3 separate regions of the Homo sapiens genome follow, and regions 1 and 3 are each linked to region 2. The links are chromatin contacts, found by Hi-C or POLR2A ChIA-PET in ENCODE. All regions are on one chromosome and are shown on one strand. Each heading gives the region's core, a stretch centred on a gene start or an enhancer-like site at or near the end of the contact. The rest is flanking DNA. Distances are from core to core; before and after follow the strand shown.

Region 1 (3,137 bases), core at 55-2,554, 74 kb after region 2:
CATTTGAAGGCCATCCTACCGAACTGTAAGCTCTTTCAGGGCACGGGCTGCGTCTTGTCCCTTTCTATGTCCCTTGTAGCCTCAGCATGGGGCCCGGTTTCACTCAACCCAAGGGTGACCCGGCATTTCAGGTTCAATGCAGAGCGGCCTGACAGGCACACTTCCTGCAATGGCCACAGGATGGCAGCACAGACCGGGTTTCGGCACCTAGGCGCGCCTCCCGCACCCACCGCACTATTCAACGTTTCTCGACCCTAGTGGAGTACCCGGTCCCCTGGAGATGTTGTGCAGGAGGGTCCCCTCTCTAGGGCTGGGGGCTTTAGGGCTGGGGAAGAGGCACCAGGGGCAGAGCCTCTGGACCCCACCTGGAGTCCTGTAGTGAGTGCGTTTCCTCCCCTTCCCAGCGGCCCCTTTTCCAAGAGAGAACTTGCGGAGGGGGGAGGGGGTGGGGGGTGAGGAAGGAGCACTAGGGAGGGAGTCGGCGGGTTTGGGTCCTGGTTCTGTGCTGCGGTCCTGGGCAGGTGTGGTGTGTAACGGGAAAGGGCCTGTCACAAAGCGTGGCAAATGTGCTCGTGGCAGATGCCCACGAACGTTTGTCTCCCTGTCCTCTGGCCTCCACCTCCCCTGCAATTTTCCCAAAGGCAAAATGATGGGTTGGACAAACGATAGGAAATGTAGCCACGTTCGCTGCGCATGGGGCAAGGTGGGGGTGGGGGTGGGGTTTCCGGGGCACCAGATCGCTCTGCTCCCATCTCAAGGCCCCTGCTTCTGGAGGCAGGGTTAGCTCCACGTAGGCAGAGGAAACACCCCGGGTTTCTTAGGATTCTTGCTGTGTGACCTTGGGAAGTCCCCGCACGCCTCTGGCTGCAGCTGCCGCCTGTGAAAGAAGGGGCTGCACTTCCTGGATGGTGGAAGGTTGCTAAGGTAACCACAAAGTGCCCGCTCAGCAGCAGCTGCCGTCATCATCATAGTTATTATTATTAGGGTTTCGTCCTGTGCCAGCATTTGACAATTCTAACCCCACCTGGAGGCCTGCTAAGAGAGCAGGCGAGGGCTGGTGATCATTTAGGGATGCCTAAAATGTTTGCAGGGGGAGCAGGAGAGAGGAAGGACAAAGGATGTTCATGAGGGTCAAAGACCTGGGTTTGGGGCTTCTCGGGGCGAGGGGGTGCGGAGGGAGGGCCCCAGATCGCGCCTTCTCCCTTTAGGTCTGGTCCCGGGGTGGCGGCGCGCGTGCGCAGGAGGAGGCCGTGGGCCCGGCCAGCAGAGGGCGCCGCGAGCACCACGCCCGGGCTTAGCTGTGCGGGGCTCCGCCTTGCTGCGCAGTGGGCAAGCCGGTCTGGCTGCGATGGGGGAGGGCTACGCTGGGGAGCTGCGGGTAAGGGCAGCTGTCACCGTTTTCAGTTGTTGGTCGGTGTCCTGTGTGGCATTGTGGGTTTGCCTGTAACCACCACATGTTCATTCATTTAACTAGCACGATCAAGCACCCACAAGTTTCAGCCACTGCTGGGAGTAAAGAGGGGAACGAGGTGCATGCCCGGAGAACCCGCACCCACCATCCAGGTGACAGAGGTCAGCCCAGGGCTGGGGGAGCTTGGAGGAGGAGCCGCCTACCTGGAGAGAACAGGCGAGGCAGACAGAAGGCAGGAAGCACAGAGAGCCCGCTCGCAGCTTGGCAATGTGGGGAGCTGAACAGAGCAAGAACTGTTTGGGGCCATGCTCTCGAACACTGGCCCAGGGCCGGCGATGTCGAAGCCATGATGAATCCAAGGCTAAACTACAGCAGACACAACGGCTGTCCCTAAGGGGGTTATAATTGCGTGCGTGCGTGCGTGTGTGTGTGTGTGGGTGTGTGTGTGTTGGGGGGGGCGCTGGGGGTGGGAGGCTGGGGCGTGTAGGCAAATACCAGGACTGGAAAAAGTAGAGTCCTAGGATCTCGACCCTCCTAGGCCGGCGGGGGTGTCTTGCTGCCTCCCTGTGAAGGTAGATGGGCTGCATGGGGGAAGGAGGGCCAGGTATGTGAGTGGGGGAGTGGACAGAGGGGTGGGGTAGGAACCAAGGGCAGCAGGGAGTCCAGGTGGGAGCAGTTGGGACGGGGATGGAGCAGACAGTCTGGTGGGAGAGTGAGGGGTGGGGGGGACAGTGGGGAGAGGGTGGCAAAGACTGCTTGAGCCTCTGAGCCTCAGTTAACTCAGAGGAGGTTGGCATAACACAGAGGGCAGTAAGGACAGGGACAATGGGAAAAAAAAAATAAAGTGAAGACCATCTTGGTTCCATTATGAGGAGTAGAGTGCCTGGATCAAGGAGGTGATGATGGTTCCATGTGTCCTGGGTAGGTCAGAGAGCAGGACCTGAGAGCATTAGAACTGGTGGCAGCCTTTCAGGCCATCTTATCTGATTCCTTTCTTTTATATATAGGGAAACTGAGGCTCAGAGAAGGGAAGGAAAGGCTACTCCCCCCAGAACAGAGTTCAGCTCTTAATAGCACTTTTTTTTTTTTTTTTGAGATAGCATCTTGCTCTGTTGCCCTGGCTGGATTGCAGTGGCTCAGTCATGGTTCACTGCAGCCTTGACCTCCTGGGCTCAAGTGATCCTCCTGCATCAGCCTCCTGAGTAGCTGAGCCTACAGATGCATGCCACCATGACCGGCTAATTTTTAATTTTTTTGTAAAGGTGGGCGGTGGGGGCGGTCTCCCTATGTTGCCCAGGCTGGTCTCAAACTCCTAGGCTCTAGCGATCCTACAGCCTCAGTCTCCCAAAGTGCCAGGATTACAGGCTCAAGCTGCCGTGCCCCATCCTGGTGGCACATTTTAAAATGCAGAACACTGACTGATAGGATCTTTTCTGGAAAAGGTCAGCTGGGGATAAACCATGTCATTGTCACCACCTCTGTTATCACCACTGAGTACCTAATGTGTACTAAGCACTTCCCAACACTATCCCTCTTACATGTGCAGCCCTGAAGTCAGAGGAGAAAATGGAAGTTCAGAGAGGTTAAGTAAGAGACAGACAACACAGCCGGTAAGGGCTTGAGCTGGGATTCACATCCAGCGTGCCCTCCTGCCTACCCTGTGTGAGGGCCTCTGCCAGGGAACAGCCAGTGAGGCTGTTATAGGGTGAGGGGCTGTGCTGGGGGC
Region 2 (3,168 bases), core at 486-2,985:
CAATCCTCCTGCCTCAGCCCCCGCAAGTAGCTGGGACTACAGGCGTGCACAATCATGTCCATCTAATTTATGTATTTTTGTAGAGACAGGGTTTCACCATGTTGCCTAGGCCGGTCTCAAACGCCTGGGCTCAAGCAATCTGCCTGCCTTGGCCTCCCAAAGTGCTGGATTACAGGTGTGAGCCACCGCGCCCGGCCAGGAGTCCAGGTTTATGGTGAAAACTCAGTCTTTCTTATTTTGAAGACTGGAACCAGTCAGGATGATTCTGTTATTTCGGATTTATGTCAGAGTACAAGTGTTTCCCTCTGAGCCCATCAAGCATGGGCCAAGGCAGGCTCAGATACTAAAAGCTGGGCACAGAAGCCCTTCTTGCTTTTGCCCCAGTGTGTGGAAGGCTGAGGTAGAGGGAAGCACATTGGATCTGGGAGGCAGGGACCCAGATCCAGCCAGGTTAGATCAGGGGAGGCTCCCAAGACTGGGTGGCGTCTGAGCTGAGGCTTGAAGAAGGAAGAGCGGACATAGCGTCTGCAAAAGGCACTTGGTATTTGTCCTTCCTTTATCTCCATCCTCTGGCAGGATTCCTCCAGAGGCCATGGGGCAGATGCCCACGGTGGGCATCTAATTTATAAGACCTAACAGTTGGCTCATAAGTAGTATTATGTGGAAGCAAACCCAGTGAGCACAGGCACCCCTGGGTACGGGAGAGGGAGGGTCGCCCAGCTTCTTCTCTGAACTGGGAGGCCGTGGACAGCACATGGGCTGTTGGTAAGACAAGCCTTTGTGATCTTCCCTCCCTGATACTTCCTGGCTGTGTGGCCTTGGATAAGTTGCTTGACCTCTCTGGGCTTCTGTTTTTCATCTATAACACAGCAGTATTTTTTTCCTTCCAGTGATGATAAAATGAAATATATCCAAAATCCATACGGCACCTAGTCAGGTCTCAGTGAATGTGTATTTATTCCTCTGTCTCTATCCCCAATCCCACAAATTGTCCCTGGAAGGGCTCAGAGCCTGGACATGGACGCAGGGATGAGAGGGAATTGCTGACTCTGGGGACAGAGGTCAGGGAGCGAAGGGCTCCTTGGTGTTATCCCTGAGCCTGGAGGTAGCTCAGGGAGGCCAAAGGGCCAGAACATCCTTCTAGGCTCGCCACCACCTGGTATTGCCTGTCCAGCAGGCTGGACGCAGCTGACGGTCCTGCCCTCCTCACAGAGGGTGCTGTGGTCCCCCCACTCCCAGCTGCTTCCCGTGGAGCTTCCCAGGTCAGGGCACTGCCGACCTGCTGGACCCAGCTCCATATCAGGCCAGCCCAGGCCTCCTGCTCTGGTCCCTGGGGAAAGGAGCGGGGCTGGGCTGAGGGCTCTAGGGAAGAAGTGGGCACCTGGCTGTGCCAAGGCTCACTCCCTGGGGATCTGTGGCTCACATCCTGGCCGGTCTCCATCCTCTCCCACAGGTGCCCCTGGAGGGTTCCTGGTGGCGCTCACCTGTGCCAGGGGATGTGGAGCCCTGGTTTGGGAGTCCAGAGTCCTAGGATCTCACCCTTACCGGAAGTCACTTCCCCAGGGCGATTACCACTCCCACCATCCATACCCAGAGAATCCACTGATGTGTTCATTCAACAAATATTTATTGGATGCCTCATTAGAGTCCTGAGAATACAAAAGTGAGCAAAACAGATACTGCTCTCATTGTTACTAAATAGATCATCTTGTCAATGACATCATCTTACCCTGTGAGCGGACAGAGTCGGGAGAGAATGCCAGGGGAGGGGAGGACACAGAGAGGCCTGATCTGGCACAGGATACCTAACACAGGTGAGCCCCACCAGGGAGGGCTTCTCAGAGGAGGAGTCAGACATCAGAACCAAGAGCAGGAGTGAGCCTGTGTGGGAGGCGGGGCCTTCCTCCAGGATAGGAGCCCCCAGGTGGGGAAGAACTTCAGAGTGGGGGTCAGTACTCTCCACCTGAGGTCCCAGCCACCTCAGCCCCTTGCCCTCGTCCCCGGCACTTGCTCTCTGTCCTTTCTCTCCTTGCCTCTCTCCCTTTCGGTCCTGGCCAGCAGCGGGGCCATGGAAGACAGCAGGCAGAGGGCTCAGACCCCCAGCTGCCCCCAGCACCTCGTTACCTCCTTGTTCCAGGCCAGAGGGGCTCAGTGGCCCAGGAGTTGGGCTGGGCTCTTTAAGAAGAGGAGAAAAGTTAAAGGGAGCCAGGTGTGGTGGCTCATGCCTATAATCCCAGCACTTTGGGAGGCCGAGGCTAGATGGATCACTTGAGGTCCGGAGTTCAAGACCAACCTGGGCAAAATGGTGAAACCCCGTCTCTACTAAAAATACAAAAATTAGATGGGTATGGTGGCATGTGCCTGTAGTCCCAGCTACTCGGGAGGCTAAGGCAGGAGAATTGCTTGAACCCAGGAGGCGGAGGCTGCAGTGAGCTGAGATCATGCCACTGATCTCCAGCCTGGGCGACAGAGTGAGACTCCCTCTCAAAAAAACAAAAAGAAAAGTTAAAGGGGAACCTCTGAGGGCCTAGGCCCTCAAGTCCCCCATTCTCTGCTGATGTAAGGAGGGACTGTACCTGGGTTCTGGGGTGGGGGTGAGGGCTATGGCGGCCACTGCCTGGTTCTGGAGGGGAAGGCCTGGATCAGAGATGGGGGAGGGCCCCCGAAAGGCCTGCAGGAGACAGCAGGACTGCGGCGGGGGTGAGGAGGTCTCCCCTGTTCCTAGTTCAGGGTGCCCCTCCACCCTGCTCCCCTGCAGAAAGTAACCCCGGTGCCTGTCCCCCCCAGGTCCCTGGCACCGACCCTTAGGGGCTCTTTCTATTACCTACCCTGTTCCAGGTGTTTTTTTTCCCAGGGTCAGGCCAGGGGAGGGGGCAGGAGGAGGGGCCTGAGCCACCTGTGTGCTGCCCAGGGCTGGGCACTGGAGTGAATGTGCCCCAGGTTCAGGGGGTGTGCACAATTAGGTGGTGGGTGGTCTGGCTTTGCAGCCTGGCAAGTCTTCTGCACCCTCCCATCCTCTTTCGGATCCAGGAGGGTCCATGGATGCACACTGGGAGGGAGGACAGGAGGCCAAGGGTCTTTGCTGTGTCTGATTTCTCCCCCTAGATGAGAAGCAGGAGAGGGAGGGGGTGGTTGACAGAGGAAAACCACTTGAGAGGCCTGGATCAG
Region 3 (3,326 bases), core at 365-2,864, 91 kb after region 2:
TGAGTCTGGGAATGTCAGTGTATGTGTGTGAATGTACATGTGAGCGGCACGTGAATGGGTATGAGTCTTTGAGTGTGTGTCAGCCTGTGAGCATGTGCCTGTGTGTGAATCTGGGAGTGTGAGTGTGTGTATGAGCTGTGTGTGAACGTGTGTGTGAGTCTTTGTGTGTGCATGTGTCTGAGAGTGTCAATGTGTGTGTGAATGTGTGTATATGAGTCTTTGAGTGTGTATCTGTGAGCATGCGCCTGTGTGTGAATCTGGGAGTGTGTGTGTGAGCTGTGTGTGAACGTGTGTGTGTGAGTCTTTGTGTGTGCGCATGTCTGAGAGTGTCAATGTGTGTGTGTGGATGTGCCTGTGAGCTATGTGTGAATGTGTATATAGGAGTCTTTGAGTGTGTGTGTATCGATCTGTGAGCATGCGCCTGTGTGTGAATCTGGGAGTGTGAGTGTGCATGTGAACTGTGTGTGAATGTGTGTATATGAGTCTTTGAGTGTGTGTCAGCCTGTGAGCATGTGCCTGTGTGTGAATTTGAGAGTGTAAATGTTCGTATGAGCTGTGTGTGAATGTACGTGTATCAGTCTGTGTGTGTCTGAGAGTCTCAATGTGTGTGTGTATGTGCATGTGAGCTATGTGTGAACGTGTGTGTATGAGTCTTTGAGCATGTGTGTGTCAACCTGTGAGCATGCACCTGTGTATGAATCTGGAAGTGTGTGTGTGTGTGTGTGAGCTGCGTGTCGATGTGTGGCTTATCCTGCAGGAGTGCTGACCCGGGACTCCGGGCGGTAAAGAAGCCTGGGTCCAGGCTCTCCCCTTCCCCAAAGCCACAGGCAACCCCAGAGACACTCAGAGCCCTCTGCATTCTGGGGGTTCTGGGGGCGATCTGGGGAGCTTGTAGGCTCACTTTGCTCCACTGAGCGATGAGTGGTCTTTCCACATTCTAGAGAGGGCTCGGAGGCCTTTATTTTGAAAAGAGTAATACTGAATAGATTCAAAATAATATTTACAAAATATGTGTAGGATTTAAGAATGAAGGCACTGCCGGGCGCTGTGGCTCACGCCAGTAATCCCAGCACTTTGGGAGGCCGAGGTGGGCGGATCACCTGAGGTCAGGAGTTCGAGACCAGCCTGGCCAACATGGTGAAACCCTGTCTCTACTAAAAATACAAAAATTAGCCGGGCGTGGTGGCAGGCGCCTGTAATCCCAGCTACTTGGGAGGCTGAGGCAGGAGAATCGCTTGAACCCAGGAGGTGGAGGTTGCAGTGAGCCGAGATCACCCCATTTCACTCCAGCCTGGGCGACAAGAGTGAAACTCGACCTCAAAAAAAAAAAAAAAAAAAAAAAAGAAAAAAACAAAAAAAGAATAAAAGCACAACAAACATCCGTGAATCCACTGCCCAATTTTGGACATTTTAGCTTCGATGTGCGCCTCGCGCTCTGCCCGCAGTGTAACCGCTAGCCTGGATTTGGGATTTGATTCCTTGCTTTCCTTTACAGATTTGAAGTCCTTCCCCCAGGCCCTGGACGGGGAAACTCAGGACTCCTCTCCGGGTAGAGTCTGGCAGCAGTCGGGCCAGAACAGCTCAGTGCTGCCCTCTGGGGGCGAGGCCGCGGCTTCCTCCTGCTCAGCCCCAGCCTGGGTTGGAAGGAGCCCACCCAGCTAAGCGTGGCGAGACCCGACAGAGGGGTGGGCGCAGTCACTGCCCACACACCTGCAAGGCACGCCTGGACGCACATCCGCATGTGGCCATGCACAGGTGTGCACACGGACTTTACCCTCGTTCGTTTGTATTATGTCCCCCGTTGGTGTCACACCCCGCGTGGGAAGCCCAGAAGCCGCTGCCGCTCCTCAGGAGTTGACAGGAGGGAGAGGTCCCCGCGGGTGGAGCGTGTCTGCTCCAGGGACCCTCAGACTCGGGGCCGGGCAAGCTGGAGGGAAGGCTGGTTTTGGGGTTAGCAGTTTATTAACAGAGGGACTTGAGCGGGTGGGCGTGGGGGAGGGACACGTGCCAAAGGCAGGGAAGGGCTTTTTTGAGATGGAGGGATGGGGGATAGGGGGTGATACACAGCGCAGGCCAGCTTCAGAAGGGAATGTTGTGTCCATGCGCCTGGAGGCAGAGGCATGGACACACGGCCCAGCCGGGGCCTGGTGCTCTGGCTGTTAAGGGACTAGAGACGGTGAAGCTGAAGATGGCGAGGAGGAGCCAGGACCCTGGGGGAGAAGGAGTAGTTTGCAGAGCGCAGGTGGAGGATGGGTCTCCAGGGTCCCTGCATTCCTCCCGCGGCCTCGCGGGCTCCTCTCGGGACTGCAGCGCAGAGGCGCCACCCAAGATGGCCAGCAGAGGGCGCTCCTGCTACAGATTTGGGGATCCCGGGCGGCCGGAGCGTGTCCCCGTTTAACAGGGCATGAGCCTTGGAAGGCGGCTGGGCCTGGGGTCTCCATGGGGAGCACTAGAGCCTGCCCCTTGGGAGCCACCGAGCACAAGAATGAGGAGAGACGACCTCATGAGGTGGGAACCCCACAGGGTTCCATGCATCCTTTTCTGCTGCTGCCGGGTCAGGCATTTGTCTGGTCAATGCTTCCATCCTTTTGTCCCAAGGTGGTGCCTTTTAAATCACCCCCGGAGATGTGACTGGCCCGCCTAACCTGCCCTGGAGGTCTTCCTCCAGGCCAGGGGTCTGTTAGGGCCAGCTAGCCTTTCTAGAAAGTTCCCTGGGTTCTAGCCCCTGCAGCTTCCCTGGTGGCCCCTTGCTCCTGCTTCCTGTCCCTGCCTCTGGGAGGAGGACTTGCTTGTCTGGTCTCCTTCCTCACCCTGCCTCATCCAAGGAGGCTTCTCCATCGCTGCCGGTGCATCCTGCAGTTCTGAGGACCAGACGCACCCTTGGTCTTCTGCCGTAAAGAGTTACGGGCGTTCACGCAGCTGGCGGGTGAACACTGCCAGGTCCCCTGCTTGGCTTGAGGTGTGGCAGCCGCCATCAACTACTGGGGGAGGCGACTAGGGAGGAGAAAATCCCTTCGGTTGTGAATTCTGCCTTCCACCTCCCAGCATCTCCACCTGGACAGAGGGACCACACACTCAAGCCATTTACTCATTGATTTTTAAATTAAATTAAATTAAATTTATTTTAAAATTATTAAATTTTAATTATATATTTATTTGTAATTATATTTAAATAATTAAATCTGTTTATAATATAAAATTATAAAATTTAATTTATAAATTTTAAATTATTTAAAATAAATTAAAATTTATTTTATTTTATTATTATTTTTTGAGACAGAGTTTCGCTTTTGTTGCCCAGGCTGGAGTGCAATGGTGTGATCTTG

The links. A loop is a pair of places that touch in the nucleus more often than their neighbours do. ChIA-PET counts read pairs that join two places held with the same protein, here RNA polymerase II (POLR2A). Pooled maps may share reads with other maps.
Region 1: a pooled map shows a loop between it and region 2 (2.4-fold over the local background). The contact joins two enhancer-like sites. A Hi-C loop is called at or near these places in 4 of 50 pooled maps. POLR2A ChIA-PET finds 5 or more read pairs at or near these places in 7 of 52 experiments (A549, H1, HEK293 and 4 more).
Region 3: a pooled map shows a loop between it and region 2 (2.2-fold over the local background). The contact joins two enhancer-like sites. A Hi-C loop is called at or near these places in 1 of 50 pooled maps. POLR2A ChIA-PET finds 5 or more read pairs at or near these places in 2 of 52 experiments (B cell and WTC11).

What each region holds. Positions count from the first base shown.
Region 1 is chr17:41,664,203-41,667,339 of GRCh38, reverse strand. No RefSeq gene overlaps it. Among named protein-coding and RNA genes, the nearest start is that of EIF1, 23 kb to the left of the region's middle. RefSeq lists enhancers at 1-79, 950-1,079, 1,500-1,589, 1,110-1,627, 1,628-2,147 and a silencer at 1,140-1,379. Within about 2 kb of position 1,304, at least 39 of the 41 ENCODE cell types and tissues checked have a DNase peak (open chromatin) inside an H3K27ac peak, as active enhancers do; they include PC-9, where a contact is called at or near this core.
Region 2 is chr17:41,738,383-41,741,550 of GRCh38, reverse strand. No RefSeq gene overlaps it. Among named protein-coding and RNA genes, the nearest start is that of HAP1, 5.3 kb to the right of the region's middle. Within about 2 kb of position 1,735, at least 7 of the 41 ENCODE cell types and tissues checked have a DNase peak (open chromatin) inside an H3K27ac peak, as active enhancers do; they include PC-9, where a contact is called at or near this core.
Region 3 is chr17:41,647,084-41,650,409 of GRCh38, reverse strand. It overlaps LOC124904004 (a long non-coding RNA gene), which reads left to right. Exons shown (of 2, transcript XR_007065756.1): 2 at 1,496-3,133. Among named protein-coding and RNA genes, the nearest start is that of KRT17, 24 kb to the right of the region's middle. RefSeq lists enhancers at 1,760-1,869, 2,268-2,427, 2,458-2,607, 2,160-3,035. Within about 2 kb of position 1,614, at least 22 of the 41 ENCODE cell types and tissues checked have a DNase peak (open chromatin) inside an H3K27ac peak, as active enhancers do.